2 separate regions of the Homo sapiens genome follow, and region 2 is linked to region 1. Evidence: chromatin loops called from intact Hi-C (ENCODE). Cell type or tissue: ascending aorta. All regions are shown on one strand.

What was found. Peaks named below come from ENCODE experiments on the same cell type or tissue, not always from the same donor. Only the 100,000 strongest peaks of a DNase experiment are listed, where the experiment ranks them.
Region 2: a loop joins it to region 1, with 7 times the contacts of the local background. A loop is called at or near these places in 10 of 110 quality-filtered maps.

Annotation. Positions count from the first base shown.
Region 1 is chr15:92,072,558-92,080,557 of GRCh38, forward strand. The region is part of intron 2 of SLCO3A1 (solute carrier organic anion transporter family member 3A1); the gene reads left to right. Among named protein-coding and RNA genes, the nearest start is that of SLCO3A1, 220 kb to the left of the region's middle. In ascending aorta, CTCF peaks have their summits at 4,994 (motif pointing left) and 6,654 (motif pointing right); DNase peaks (open chromatin) are centred at 2,284 and 4,974.
Region 2 is chr15:91,882,248-91,890,247 of GRCh38, forward strand. The region is part of intron 1 of SLCO3A1 (solute carrier organic anion transporter family member 3A1); the gene reads left to right. Among named protein-coding and RNA genes, the nearest start is that of SLCO3A1, 33 kb to the left of the region's middle. RefSeq lists an enhancer at 1-5. In ascending aorta, no CTCF peak of the experiment used is centred here; a DNase peak (open chromatin) is centred at 3,801.

The sequences.
Region 1 (8,000 bases):
GGTGACTTAGAACAACACAAGCTTATTATCTTATGGTTCTAAACACCATAAATCTGAAATCAAGCAGACCTGTGCTCCCTCCAGAAGCCAGGGGAGAATCCTTCCTTGCCTTTCCAGCTTCTGATAGATCCAGGCGTTCCTTGGTCTGTGACTGTGTAACTCATGTCTGTGGCTTTACTGGCATCCTCTGCTCCCCTTCTCTCTTTTCTGTGTGTCTATTATAAGGACACTTGGATTTATGGGCCCACTAAGGTAGCCCAGGATGATCTCATCTCAAGATCCTTAACTTAATTACATCTGCAAAGACCCTTTTTCCAAATAAGGTCTCATTCACAGGTTCCAGGACATAGACATATTTTTTTTGAGGATCGTCATTCAACCCAGTACAAAAACCTTACACGGGGCAGAAGAGAGAAAGGGGAGAGCTCTGCTTATATCATTATCACATTGTCAGGACCTTGACCTCCACACATTCAGATCCCACCCCTTTCCCCCATCCTTTGCCCGGTAAGCCATGCACCAAGGATCCAAATTTGAAAACCAGAGTTTTAGCAGAGAGAGCTTGGGAGACTTGGGAGTCAAAGGCCTACGCTGGGAAATGGGCCTGGAGTTTCCACAAGACCACTTGGCCTCTCGGTTTCATCATCTGTGAAAAATGAGATATTCAGGTCTACGCTACAGTGTTGACATAGAGTCTAAATGAGATCCTTAGTTCTTGGGTCATTTCCAGGGCTCGGTAGCATGAGTTTACTCTATCCTCATCCCACGACATTCTACCCCGTGGAAAAGGTGTTGAGATGTTATGGAAACACTTCTGACTTCACAGAAGGGTTGGTTCCTGAACCAGTGGACAAGAAAGTTAATTCTGGCTTTCAAAGAAAGCCAAGAGCTCTAGAATTGTAGGGTTCAGGTTTTCATCTTTTCCTTTGGCAGAAAAGAGAGCATTCTTCAAGCCTATTCAATTCTAAGTACCAAATGACAAGCCATATTAAACAGATCCCAGTGAGCTCCCCACATCCTTTCCTGCTTACACCACAAGTGGACTGTGTGCCAAGCAAGGCTTTGAGATCAATTGCACTTCGGTGGCTTTTGAGTAGTTTCTCAACTCCATCTCATCTAGTGACATTTTAGAACGGATAATTATTTGTTGTGGAGACTGCCCTGTGCATTGCAGGTTCAGTGGCATTTTTGGCCTTTACTCACCAGATGCCAGCAGCAACCCCAGCCCATTGTGACAAGCAAAACTGTCTTCAGACATGGCTCAGTGTTCCCTGGCGGGCAAAGTTGCCACTGGTTAAGAACCACTGCTTTAAGAGAACCTATGCTCGAGGTCAGGCACCGTGGCTCACGCCTGTAATCCCAGCACTTTGGGAGGCCAAGGCAGGTGGATCACCTGAGGTCAGGAGTTTAAGACCAACCTGGCCAACATGGTGAAACCCCCGTCTCTACTAAAAGTACAAAAAATTAGCTGGGCATGGTGTCAGGCACCTGTAATCCCAGCTACTTGGGAGGCTGAGGCAGGAGAATTGCTTGAACCGAGGAGGCAGAGGTTGCAGTGAGCCAAGATCGTCCCAGTGTACTCCAGCCTGGGCGACAAGAGTGAAACTCCTTCTGAAAAAATAAAGAGAACCTATCTTCTTTCAAGCCAGCCTGTCATGTGTCAGAACTAAACAGTCATTTTCCTTATAATTTTTTTTAAAGGCCCAGTTGCTGCCTGCCCATTGCTGATGCAGGAAGTCTGAGCCATTCAGTTAACACCAACCCGAAAGATGCAGTCAGAGGCTGACTTTGCTTCCCTGCTGTGCACAATTTGTCTCTTCCCTCTCCTTCATCTGCAAACAGAACCAGAAGTGATCTTCCAGAAGAATAAAGCTCATATTGTTTGTTCCAATTATGAGGATCGTTTCTCCAGTTCTGGTCTCAGGTGGGCCTTAAGGACCTCACCAGGTGATCTGCCCAGGTGAACGTGGTATGCCCTGAAGGTCTGCTATTTACCAGTCTGTCTTGTTACCTTTTTTAGAGGAGACATTCCTCAGCAATACCTGGCCTCCATTTTCCAGCCTGTGAGTTAGAACCCCGATGCTCAGATTTCTCTAGAGGAACACACTGCCTGCAAGGATGAGTTTTCCAGAAAAGCCATCTTCCAGGACAGAGACGCAGAGAAATTAAGCAACTCATGTTGATTCAGTCTGGGAATCTCGAGAGAGCTGACAAGCAGGGCGGTGGGGGGTGGCCAGGAGCTGACATGGCTTTCTGGTAGGCAGCCCCACATCCTGCTTCCTCCCTGTGCTGAGTGTAATCACTTCTGCCCCTTCAGGAAAGTACTTCACACCCGTGGCATAGAGCCAACAGTGAGGTGGATTCCGGGTCCTCTGGATGCCTGGGATGGTGAGATGCTTGAGAAAGTTTTGGCAGTTTGTTCAGACTTGGGGACTCTCCAGTCTGCCTTCCTATCACCCAGCAGGAATGCCCTTCCCTTCAACCCTGATACCTGGGCACTTGGCCTCCACCTGAATACCCTTGGTGGTGAGCAGCTCACTACCCCTCTGAAGACAGCCAGTCCCCCGTGCTCCATGTTCCTTGTCACCTGCTATCTTATGACTGCATCCTGAATCCGACTCTGGCTTCTGGAGGGAAACTTGGTGCTTAAGCTTTTATTCCCCATGACAGTGTTCCAGCCTTGCTGCCTGCTCATTGTGTTTTCTGGGGCTAAACTTCTCCAGTCCTTTAGTTATTACATGGCACGGCTTCTAGATCCTTACTTCTCCCAAAAGCCCCTCCAGGAGGTAATCCAGCATGGTATGGCCCCCTCTAAATGTCACATTCCAGACTGACCACACTGGCAGCTGACTCTATGAGAATATGGGGGCTGCCCCTTTGTAACCCTGACTCTGTTAATGCCACGGAGGTTGCATGGGCATTTGGGATAAGTGCATCACTGGTGGGAACTCATGCTGAAGCTCCATTCCGCTGCAGCTCTTCCTGCCTTGATGAGCTCTTGCTCCATACCTTCCTCAGCCCATCCTAAAGTGCTTGCAGGCGAATGCTGGCTCCCTTTCAGACAGATAGTTTGGCCATGTTGAATCCTCAGTCTACCTCTAGTGTATGAATCTTCCCTCTCAAATGGGCATAACATGCCAGTGTATCCATCCCACATGCAGAGAATGGGATAGGAGTGACCCTTTGGCACACTGGCCAAGACCTCCATCCTGCTCCACAGGACTTCACACATCTGCTCCACGGCTTTGAGATGGTTCCGCCAGTTCTGTGTCTCAGCATCATGCATGGTTCCCTCTCTCATATAGTGAGTGAGTGTTTTTGTCCAGTCTGTACTTGCCTCACAGTATAATGTGTTTATGACTTGTCTTCAATCTAATCAGCATCCTGTTCCTATCAGAAAACTGCAGAGGAAATGAAGTTGGTCTGGCGTGACTTGTTCCTGCTAAACTCTGTCGACTTCTGACAGTGACAGCTCCCTGCTTGCAGAACACATAAATCCAGAGTTTAATAATCCATCCTTAGTTTTCACCAGGCTTCAAAATCAGCCGACTGTCATGTCAGCAAGCGGCCGTGTCCCCCTTAGTGATAAAATCAGGGTGAAATTTGCATTTGACTCACATCTTGACTGTTTTCCACCGTTCGTCAAACAAAACCCATGGTGTAGGGGCCCCGCTGGAGGTGAGGTTGGAAAGGGGTGAGAATGCATCGGTTGCGTGCAGCTGGTGCCAACCTGGCTAGCACCTCTGCAGTCTGCCCTTCCCAGTCAGAACCTCAGGACACCAACCCTGCCTCTAGATAGGAGGGATTTCTGCTGATGCAGCCTATGTTCTGCTGCATGTTCAGTACTTTCCCCGGATGCAGGACGTAGTTTTGATGTTAGGATTTCTGCTTTATCCTGGAACCCCAGCTCCCATCCCTATCTTGTGCCCTATGCATGATCACTGAGTCTCTACTCATTTGCTCCTGCATGGGGCCTGGGCATGAATCCACGGATAGACAGTGCCCCAGGGACCTGCCGCTAGCCCACCCACTCTGCCCCCAGAGCCTGATTCTCATTCTGCTGAGCCTCACTCTGGTGCTCACGGGCCTCCTTGGACACTGTACACCAGCACCGTACACCAGCCAGGGCAATCCCCACCAGTCAGCACACACTCGGAGGGAGGCCCTGAGCCAGGTCCCCACCTGCACTCAGAGCCCCATCTGCCTGTAGTCGCACAGCCTGGCATGGAGTCAGGAAGCCTGTGAGGGTTTAAAATAGGGGATGAGTGTGATTTAATATGTTTTGGGAAGATGAACCGAGTCAAGTACGGACTGTATGAGATTGGGGAGTGTATTAGTCCATTCTCATGCTGCTAATAAAGACACACCTACAACTGCATAATTTATAAAGAAAAGAGATTTAATTCACTCACAGTTCAGGATGGCTGGGAAAGCATCAGGAAACTTACAATCATGGCAGAAGAAGAAGCAATCACTTCCTTCTTCACATGGTGGCAGGAGAGAGAAGTGCTGAACAAAATGGAGAAAAGCCCCGTATAAACCCATCAGAACTCGTGAGAACTCCCTATCGTGAGAACAGCATGAGGGTAACCACCCCCATTATTCAGTTACCTCCCATGGGGTCCCTCCCACGACCCGTGGGAATTATGGGAGCTACAATTCAAGATGAGATTTGGGTGGGGACACAGCGAAACCATATCAGGGAGGTCCCTGATATGGGTCCTTCTATTACCCTGTGGTTGGGGTAATAGCAGGCCTCCCTTCCCTTCTTGGGCTTTTCGGAGATGGTCATTTTTTTGACAGACACGGCGTGAGGACCTTCACTGATTACCACAGACTCCCACAGAGTCATTTGCCCCGCCGTGTCCTCCTACAGGCGGGGGAGCCACCCTCAGAGGAGCTGGTGACCCTCCTACCTTGAACTGCACTGCTTCAGCCACACCAGTGAGGCAGGCATTCCCTGGCATGAGAAAGCGTCTGGCTCCCTCTGGTGACAAGAGGAAGCACCTGAGCCTTTGCCGCCATTTCCACTGGTGGTGGAGCACGAGGTGAGGATGGATAAACTAAGGTCCAGAGATCCCCCACACTGTAGGTGCGGGGTGGAGTCCCAAGTAGAGGCCCCATGCCACTAAAGCTCAGTTCTGTCTCCCTCAGGACCCTGGGCTTCCCAGAGCCAGCAGGGATATGGCTCTGAGCAGGTTCTTCAGCACTCTGCAGGCGCTGGTTCCTTTGGAATTAATTAGATTTCTCTAAAATTAGCTTAGAGTTAGAGGGATTTCCAAAGCCCTCAACCTTCTGCTGCCATTTCCCCTTTCTGAGTGGGAGGAAGTGCAGGATCCTGCAGGACCTGGGCTCCTACGCAGTTGTGTGGCCACAGGCTGGTAATGTAACTTTTCTGTGCCTCCATTTCTTCATTTATAAACTGATGGTGAAGACACCTGCCTCTCGGGGTTGTGAGGATTACATTCTATGCAGTGTCTAAAGGCCCTAGCACATGGCGGGTATTTAATTAAGAATGATTTTGTTGTTGCCATTATTCATGGCATCAACAGAGCTGGATCTCGAGGTAGCAGTGGGCTTTCCACTGTGGAGCAGCAGAAACCGAGTTAGTTCGCTATATCCCCATTGAGTGAACACCTGAGCATGCTAGTGAATGAGAGTGAGAAATAACTGGGAACTACACAAGTTGGCTTTTGGGAGCACCAGAGCTGGCTAGCACAGGGCCTGACTTGGGTCTTGCCCTTGAGGCCTGGGCTCATCCCCAAGGTTTTCCGAGCCTCAGGGACCTCCACAGCAGCACTCCATAGCAGGTGTCTCCCTGAGGCCACATAGCCTGAGCAGGACACACCTGAGCCCAGGAGCTGCTGTGCTTCTTGCTGTAGGCAGGTCATAGCCTGACCTCGGCGCACCTCCGCGGGCAGCTGCAGCCCAGCCATCTCCTACACAGCCACACCACTGACTCTTCTTGTTTGCAAGGGTCTCCGTCTACTGTCTGCCTCACATCTTGGGGCTCTCCCACACCTCTGCCTTTGCCCAGGCTGTTCCTGCTTTGCCCAGGCTGTTCCTGCCTTCTTCCTGTTCTTCCTCCCCTTTCTTTAGTCCTCTGCTTTGTTTTTATTTCAGCTTCCCACTTACTGTACATGTATCACTGGGCACGTTACTTCATCTCTCTGTGTCTCAGTTTCCTTACGTTAAAATGGGAGTGTATCTGCGCATAGGGTTGTGGCGACGATTAAATGAGGTAGTACATGGAATGTGCTAGAACTCAGCCCTCAGCTCACTAGGCATCAGCACCGTCATCCTCACTAGCAACAGACCTGCCTCAAAACCCAGCTCTGGCCCTACGCTATGAATGGGGATATTTCCCTCACTGATGTCCTGTGACTCATCTGCCATACTCGAGCTTGCGCCCTGTGAGAAACAGTTTATCTTGTGTACCACGTTTAGGAAACTTATTTCCAAGCCTGCCCTTTGCTAGGCACGGTGAGGGGGTCCAGCGATAATGAGTAAAATGGTCCCACAGGTCAGAGCTCCCTGGCAGTTTTCCACCCGGCCAGTCCTAACCAGGGAGCAATGCCCATGAAGGTGCTGATTTTATCCTGACATCTGGGGGCCCTGGGATGGCTGCATTCACGTTGGATGGCCCACCACATGCATCTAGTACTCCATGCCACTAGGGGGCACACCACAGCTTCCAAGTACCCTCTCAAGTGTTGGCCCACATGATCCCCACTCTGGTCTTGGGAGCTGTGTTAGTCTCCTGGGGCTGCCATAACAACATGCCATAGACTGGGTGGCTTCAACAACAGACACTCATTTTCTTACAGTTTTGGAGGCTGGAAGCCTGAGATGGTAGTGTTGGCCATGGGTCTCTTAAGAACTCTCTCCTTGGCCAGCAGACGGCCAGCTTCTCACTGTGCCCTCACACGGTCTGTCCTCTGTACCTGAGCTTCCTTGGTGTCTCTGGGTCCAAATCCCTAAGGACACCCATCAGATTAGGGCCCATCTAAGGGCCTCATTGTAATGTAATAATCTCTTTAAAAGCCCTATCTCTGAACACAATCACGTGCTGAGGTTCCCGCGGCCAGGGCTTCAACATGGATTTGAGGGGACACAGTCCAGCCCGTAATAGGGGGAGAGCAGGGCAGGTGACTGCCCTGTTTTCCAGATGGAGCTGCTGAGGCTTTGAGGGGTGAGTGCCTCGAGCACAGCCTCCTGCTGTTGCTAAGTTGTCCTGCAGAGCTTTGAAGCCTGAACTAGACACAAGGTCCTGCGGTCTCTGCACTGCCCCTTGCTGGGGGCTTGGGTGTGGACAGCAGGGAGCCTGCAAAACCTGCATCTGAGAGGATGTCCCTAGAGAGCTTCTGGGAGGACCCCACTGGGCTCACACACAGAATGCGGGCCCTTCAGGAAGGCACAAGCTGTTGTTTCTCTGGATGGATTTCCGGCCTGCGGCTAGCCAGCCAGAGAGGCATGTGCCTTCACCCTGGTAAGGCCTGGCTGGGCCTGGAGAGAAAGAAAAGATGCCTCTTTCAGCTAGGTTGAGAAGCCCAGAGTGGCAACAGCTGCGGCTTTGACCAACTGCAGATCCTCCCCGAGCATCCTGAAGTCGTCTAGCTTTGTGGGATATCGTTATACAAATTATTCTCCATGAGGCCAGGGCTTCCTACCCCTCCCAGGCCTGGGTAGTAATCAGTTTACAGTTCAACACACACGGAGTCCCTCCTCCAGGGCTGTACTGCCCCTATGGAAAAGGTGATTTTTGTGTTTTTTTAAACAGGGTCTCTGCTTTTCCCGAGCCTACAATTATTATGGCAAGCCCAATACATGGAGTTTTTTTTTTTTTTTCCTCCAGTCCAACTAGAAGCAGAACTATAGAAAAAGTCTCAGGTCACGTACTATGACAGAAGAGAGAAGGTGAAGGATGAGAGAAAATCTAGGAAGGCCCCTTGGAGGAGGTGGTATTTAAGGCAGGCTTTGAATGGAGGATCAGTTTTTGA
Region 2 (8,000 bases), 190 kb before region 1:
TGTCTCCCTTCTCAAGCACGCAGTCAGGATGTGCATTTGCTGAGTGGAATTGTGGACAAACCATTCACACTCCTTAAATGGTATATATTGAACCCATGCATTTGCTTCTCTTTGTGTTCATAGCTCCCAGTTTAAGGTTGGACACTTGGTAGCCTTTGGTAAATATTTACTAAATGAATCAATGAATGATCAAACAGAGGGACATGAAATTTGCTAATACGGTATAGATTTGGGGGCCTCCACCCCCACCCCACCCCCACTATGTATGACTTCTTTTTTTTCCTTGAGATGGAGTTTCACTCTGTCGCCCAGGCCCGAGTGCAGTGGCATGATCTCAGCTCACTGCAACCTCCGCCTCCCGGGTTCAAGCGATTCTCTTGCTTCAGCCTCCCGAGTAGCTGGGACCACAGGCGTATGCACCACCACCACGTCCAGCTAACTTTTTTGTATTTTTAGTAGAGACAGGGTTTCACCATGTTGGCCAGGCTGGTCTCGAACTCCTGACCTCAGGTCATCTGCCCATCTCGGCCTTCCAAAGTGCTGAGATTACAGGTGTGAGCTACCGCGCCCAGCCATGACTTCTTAATCCCACTCGGATTTCACTGAATATGTGCGATAAGTATAACCTCATCAAGATTTCCTTGCAATTAGGTATCACCTTGGTGTCCCAAAGAGATGTAATATCACCTTGTTCTTTAAGAAGTTGGTTGGGCTGCTCTATTAATGCCCAGTGAGTAAGGGAATGACAGATGGGACAGCAGCCACCATGCAAGCCAGGCAGGCGCCATCCACTGTAAACAGAGAGGAGAATGGTGAGGACTTGGGAAGGAGCCATGTGCTCCAGCCATTCAGATTCCAGTCCTCTCTGTCAGCTCCTCTTAATCTCCATGTTACTCAGATGCTTTGAGGCTGGTGGATAACAAAGTATCCCTCCTTCCCCTTTTTTAACAGCGGGCAGTAAGTGGTCTGGGTTTCACTTACATCAGGTGCCCAGGAGTCTTCCTGTGTGAAGTCAGCTTGTTTGGAGAGTGAAGAGAGAAACTTGGCACCGGGACCCTAGAATCCCCTCTTTCTGGTTTGCTTTTTCACTCCATCAGCTGAGGTACCACAGGGGATGCCAGAGACCTGAGGCTTCTTGGTAGAAGCAGTGCCAGTTTGGGATCAGAACGTCCAATCGCTGACTGGTTCTCTTGCTCTGAGGCTGGGGCTCCCCGGAGGGATGTACCTCGCACTGACTGGCTGGGGCCCTTCATCCTTTGCATTTTCTTGCATGCAGTAGTCTTCCATAGGGAGTTCTACCTCTCAGGTATTTGTAATTATTTTATGCCATTATATACCCTGAAAGTGGCTGTGGGTTATAAATTCCAAGTTGTGATTTATAAGCCTTAATAGTTACTAAGGCAATGCATTGATACATTGTTCATACGCTCATAATTAGTTCATGTGTTTTGCTGGGTTGTGCATAGAAATTTCGGTTCCAAGTATTTTTTGAAGTAGAAGTGTGTTTGTAATATCCTACTTACCGATAGTAGTGTAGCATCCTGATAGTACATCACAGTTGCTACACTCACTTCTGTGGGTCCACACCCCGTGCCAGGCACCGTGTTACATGCATTTCTTCTGCTGTCCTTTTCATCCTCACACTGAGATGCTTGCAGAAACATCTCACAAAGCAGGCAACTGAAGGGATCCAGTTTCAGACCAAGGTCTGGCCTGACTGGAAAGCTTTATCACCATAGCATCATACATACAGTCACATTAATGATCAAAATAATGATAATAAGAATCGTGATCGTATCTAACACTGTTATAAGGTTTTCCTATGGATTAACCTTTTGGATCTTTGCAAAACCTTGTGAGATAGGTACACGTATTATCTTCATTTTGTAATGAGGATTCCGAGGTCCTGAGAGTTAGAGAAATTTTCTCCCTGTCACATAGCTTGAAAGTGGCAACACTGGACATCAAAAATGGGCATTCTGCTGGGTGCAATGGCTTACGCCTGTAATCCAGCATTTTGGGAGGCTGAGGTGGGTGGATCACCTGAGATTGGGAGTTCAAGACCAGACTGGCCAACATGGGGAAACACCGTCTCTACTTAAAAAAATACAAAAATTAGCCAGATGTGGTGGGCAGGCCTGTGTTCCCAGCTACTTGGGAGGCTGAAGCAGGAGAATCGCTTGAACCTGGGAGGTGGAAGGTTGCAGTGAGCCGAGATCGCGTCACTGCGCTCCACCCTGGGCAACAGAGTGAGATTCTGTCTCAAAAAAAAAAAAAAAAAAAGGTGGAGGGGAGCATTCTGACTTCAGAGCCTTTTTCTAATATTAAATTGTTTTAAAATAAAACTTATTGATTTATTCAGCACAGATTATGTGAATCACTACAATCAAATTATTATGAAATGTCTATTTTCTAGTATTAAATGAGGCTTAAGTGATTTTTCACAATCTGCATTTTCTGGAAAGCTTTGATAATTATATTTCAGTTCTAATGGTGACATTTCTTTTTTTTTACATCATTGGAATTATTTGTTTGGATTACGCATTTTTTTGTATGCTTACTCTATGCCAGGCCCCATGCTGCATATTTTCATATATTATCTCATTTCATCTTTTTTTTTAAGCTGATTCTTTTAGACCTGAGGCAGCTGAGCATCACGGAAACTAGTCAGTGTCTATCCTAAAAACAGCTGGACCCCTGCTGGCGAGCTCACCTGTATTCTAGGAGCATGGGGTCTGATTCCCTTCCTCAGTGAATCAGGAAAGCTTTCTGGGGAAAGGAGTTGTGTGGGTTCTCCAATTCTTGTTCCTTTAGAAGTAAAAAGCCTTTCCGTCCCATATAGGGACACAGAAAGGAGGTGATGGGGGTGGTGCTGAGCCTGCCCGCCTGCTCTGCGTCACCTGGAAGGAGGGTGCAGAAGGAGCAGGGGGCTTGTCTCCCTCTTTGCTCCCTTTGGCGTCACTCTCCACGCCCAGTAACGAAGCCCCACCCCTGGCTGGGCCTTTTCTCACCATCTTCCTTCTCCAGGGCTACCTCCTGAGGGCTCACTCCTTAAAGGCAGGATGCAGTGGCTTCTCCTTGAGTGAGCTCAGAGGTCAGGAGCTTCCTAAGCTCCTGTATCAAGAGACAGAGGACATCTGAAGCCAGAATGCCCTTCCCAAAGCTGCCCTAGCTCCTGTGTTTCAGGAAGAAGCCGGGCAGATGCCTCTTTGTTCCAGCAGCCAAACTCCAGCATGTCACAAATCATACATTACAGGAAAAGGGAGCCCTTTGCTGCTGGGCAGCGGGGCCCAAGATCCTCACAGTCTTTTAGGGATGCTTAGAATTGGCCCTTGGTTGGTTTGTAGCATTTATACAATATCAACCCTTAAACTGATGGCCCTTGAACAAGTGCATCATTCTCTGTCCTTGATTTCATTCACAGTAGACAGTTTTAGGTAGATCCCTGCTGTGAGCAGACACATACATGCGGTCTGACAATTCAGATCCCTTCGCCTTCCCCTCCCCTATTTTTATGGCTGCTAACAAATCGGCTGGACCTTTCTCTAAAGGCCTCTCTGGGCGGGTGATATTTGAGTAGATTTGAAAGAAGTGTGAGATCAAATTATATAACTATTTGGAGCAAGAATGTTTCAGGCAGAGGGACTAGGAAGTGCAAAGGCCCTGGGGTTGAAATATGCTTGATGTGGTCGGGGAGTGGAAAGACCAGTGTGTCTCTAGCAGAGAGGGTGAGAGGGAGGCAGGGGAAGATGAAAGCAGAGAGGTGGGTGGAAGACCAGACCCGGCAGGCCCCTGTGAGCCACAGGGAGGCAGAGTTGGTCCCTTTTAAATATTGGGGCTGGCAAATCTGACTAGTCCATTTCCCTAGTACTCCTGCTTACCTCTGCATTTTTGCCTTTGATTGTTCCCTTTCTTGAGTGTGTCCTGCGCTTCCCCTTGGTCTCCCTTAGTTGTGCAATGGAAAGTAGTAGCAGAGCACAAAAATCCACATTGGAAGCTTAGAGGATTGTATCTTTTTCTCACCAGCTAACTCTTACTAATTAGAAATTGACAACAGCGCTTGTCTCTCATGCTTCTCTTTTAATTGAGATTTCCTTCAAGTCCTCCTTTTAGGCAAGAGCTGCCTCCTATGAGCCCCTGGCCCGCTGCACCTACCTTGGGTCTGGGTGGCTCCTGTTTGTGTCCACATCAGCGTGAGTTGTGTGAAGTCCTCAGCAGTGCTCCATGCCTAGAAGGCCCCAGTGAGCATTGACTTGGACCTGGTGATTTTCCTCTTTACGCTTTGCCCTTCCAAAGAGAGATGGAAGATTCAGCCTCAGCGTCAGTGTTGTTTCTACGGTGTGACCATATTTGATGTGCTTACTGATTCCTAAGTCACCTACTGGCACACAGCACAGATGCATCCAATGTCCTTATCTCTCAGGCTTTGCTTTCAAGACTTCACACTGACTACATCAATCTGAATAATCGAGCTCAACTCCAGACAATAATTCAGGGGTACGATGTGATGGCCCTCTGTTGATTCTCTTTAAAAGTTGTGAATGTGAGTAATCATGGGTATTTAATGAGCTCTGCAAGATGGCAGGTGCTGACAAGTGCCTTATATATTCTGTTTCTAGTCTTGCAATTTGTATATTATCATTCAGAACCCCAGGCTCAGGAGGTTAAAAATTCTGCTTACAGCTGAAGTTGCAGTTGCGTGGGAGAGGGAGCAGGAGTTTATTCTCCCCTCTTTGTTTCTGCCTGTGTCTGTATATTGGCCAAGCCCATTTCCAGTGGGAAATCCTTAGTGGCTTTTATGGTGTTTTGTGGGAGGGCACAGGGGACTGACGTGTGAATGCCAGGTGTCATTATCACTGTCAAGTGTCTAATTCAGTGCTGGGTCATAGACAGGTTTAGAAGTGCCTTAGAATTCAGAGTTAATCCAGAGTGGGCCACAGGTTGATGGCATTTTGCTTTATTCTTCAATGCTTTCCTTTTCTCTTTAGAATATTGTCATCCCTTTTACCCCTTCCCCCTTCCTCGGCCATTTTCCCCAGAGGGCAGAATGGCTTGAGCTATTTCCTGCCTGAGTTTTGATGTCGAGACCCCTGCCTGCCCAATTCCTGCAACAATGACCCTAAAGCACTAATTTCAGGCCCCTCTTTGCTTGCCTGCCTGCCTGCATGAGACATTGCGGCCGCTAACCCTGCACCCTTGAGGCACCCCCTCCATTCAGTGACATGGTACTGCCTGTGTGCACAGGAGCCCTGCAGCAGCTGACCCAAACAATGCTCATTTTCATTGTGGCATCTTGGCATGGCCTGGCAGCTTTGGCCTTTTAGAACCCAGCTGGTGCCAGGGTTGCTGGCCTGCCCCGCAGAGGTGATTGGCCACTTCGTAGTAATAAACAGATTTCAATCCTGGGAACTTCTGAGGCCTGCTGTTCTCTCCCTGTCTTTTATGTGTCTTTTTGATGAAAGATATTCGAGGTAGCCACATGGTTTAATAAAACCAGGCTGGATGCAACTACCTAGGTTTAAAATATCATTCTGCTAGGCTAGCTGTGTGCCCTTGGACAAATTACTTAACCTCTCTGAACCTCTCCTTCTGTTTCTCCAAATTGAACTTAGTAATACCTACACTACAGTTTGTGCCAGGATTTAATAAGATAGTGTTTGTGAAAAGCACCTTGTTCAGATCTTACACACTGTATGTGCTGAGTACATAATTAGTTTTCTCAGGCAGAGTCCCAAACAGAAGGAGAAGCCAAATAAACCCCATGATGTGCTGCTTTGTTCTGTGTAGTCATCTGTGTTTGGCAGATTTGAGATTATTTTAAACCAAAGTAAAAGAGCTTTAATTATGCTCTTGTTTGTGGTTTGGTTGGTTGCATTATTAACCGATTTTGGAATACTCCCCGCCCTCTCACTGTTGCAAAGTGAAGGGCTGGCTGGGAGTCAGGAGCTGGAAGTCAATACTTTCTTTGCAGAACTTCCAACTCCCTCTGTCTCAGAGATGGGGTTGGCAGTGTCATCTGAATGGGGTGTGGGTTCAGAGACTGGCCCGTCGAATCAGTATGGGCTGCCGGCTCTCTTATTACATCCTGAGCATGTGTGTCTTGGGCCCTTACAGATATACTTGCTGTTGCCCTTTGCTCTTCATTCACTTAATTTCAGTCATGCAATCCAGTTATACAAATGACATATGCATAACTATTTGATTTTAACAAGCAGTTAGCTAAAGTGTTTAGTGTGACTCTAGAATTAAACTCCTTGGATTCCAGTCCCTTATACCAGGTTCAGAATAGTCCTAGGCATATGAAATCTCAATTTTTTTTCCTACAAAGTGGCTTAGTGATAGCACTTATCTTGTAGGAGATTAGCAGGATTAACCTGTAAAAGTGCTTAACATACTACCTGCTATGTAATAAATGTTTAATTAAAATTACTTGTATTAATGTTAGCAGTAGCTGGCTGGGTACAGTGGCTCATACCTGTAATCTTAGTGCTTTGGAAGACAGAGATGGAAAGATCATTTGAGGCCAGTAGTTAGATACCAGCTTGGGCAACATAGTGAGACCCCATCTCTACAAAAAAACAAAACAAAACAAAACAAAAAAAACAACACCAATTAGCTGGGCAATGTGGCACACACCTGTAGCTCTAGCTGCTCAGGAGGCTGGGGTGGGCGGATCGCTTGAGCCCAGGAGCATAAGGTTTCGGGGAGCTGTGATCATGCTATTGCAGTCCAGCCTGGGTAACAAGAGTGAGACTGTCTCTAAAAAAAAAAAAGAAAAGAAAAACCAAAAAAAAAAAACCTACAATTATTACTAGCTAACATATAGCTAACATTTGTGTACTTGTTATTACAGAATAAATATATTCCAGCTAAGTGGACGTGGATGGTTTTCTGCATAAACTCTTATTGTTCCTTGACTGATGTCATAACACTGGAGATGCATGCTCCTTAGATGAATGTAAGTTCTAAAATTGTTGCCAGGAAAGGACTGTGGGTGGTCCTGCTGGACCTGGAGTGCATTTGCAACACTTTATGGGCTTCATAGCACCTGTAGGCCTCTGCTATCTCCCCTAAGGCTGTTACTCATCACTCAGCACTTATCCTAGCCCTTCAATTTCCCTGGGTCTCTGGTCCAGAGCTCACACTGCCTCTTCTTACATCCCAGGGGTATCTTGACCTTTGGTAGTGGGCAGTAAGATGTGTACATTAGTCTGAGGCTCTGTGCCTTATAAAACACTGTGCTTGCTTGTTCTATGAATTGACTGATCTGGAAGCTCTGTAAGGTAGGCTCATTGCAAATGCAATTGCTGTTCGCTTAGTGTCATATATAGCATAATTATTGCACCTAGAATATGCTTGTATTGTCTGCATAACTGTAGGGTGGATCTGGTCTTGCTCTCTTATAAGAAAAGAGACAGGCCTTGTTCTCTACATGTTCCTTTAGGCAGTTTGCCCAGGCAAATCAACCAGGCCATTAAGGTGAAAGTATGATAGCTGAATTTTGCTCTTTTTCCATAGGTTGTTTGAATGATTTCATTTTGCATCATTCATAACTGTTGTCATTCTGTGATGTCTAGTTCATAAATACCATTCGCCCTGAGCGATTTTCTGTTACATTTAAGACTAACCTACTTTAAGGGAAAGATAGTCTTTCCTAGTCTAGTCCGCGTATCCTAGACTGAGTTATGCAGTCTGGGAAGCTTGCAGCATTAATTTCTTGCTAGAAACAAAATTTGTTTACATGTCCAATATTCTGCATATAGTTGTGTATTTTACTCATTTATGACTATAAATATAGAGGCATATCAGCATGTATATTGTGTAAATATGTACACATTTAACATGTGGAATATAGTAGGACTGAGTTTGTGTTTTGCCTTGTGGGCACTCTCAGTAGTTATTTCCCCTCAATATTTTATTATTGAAAAAATTAAGCATAAAACTTGAATTATATAGTTAATACACGTATACCCACTGTCATGATTCTGCAATTAACATTT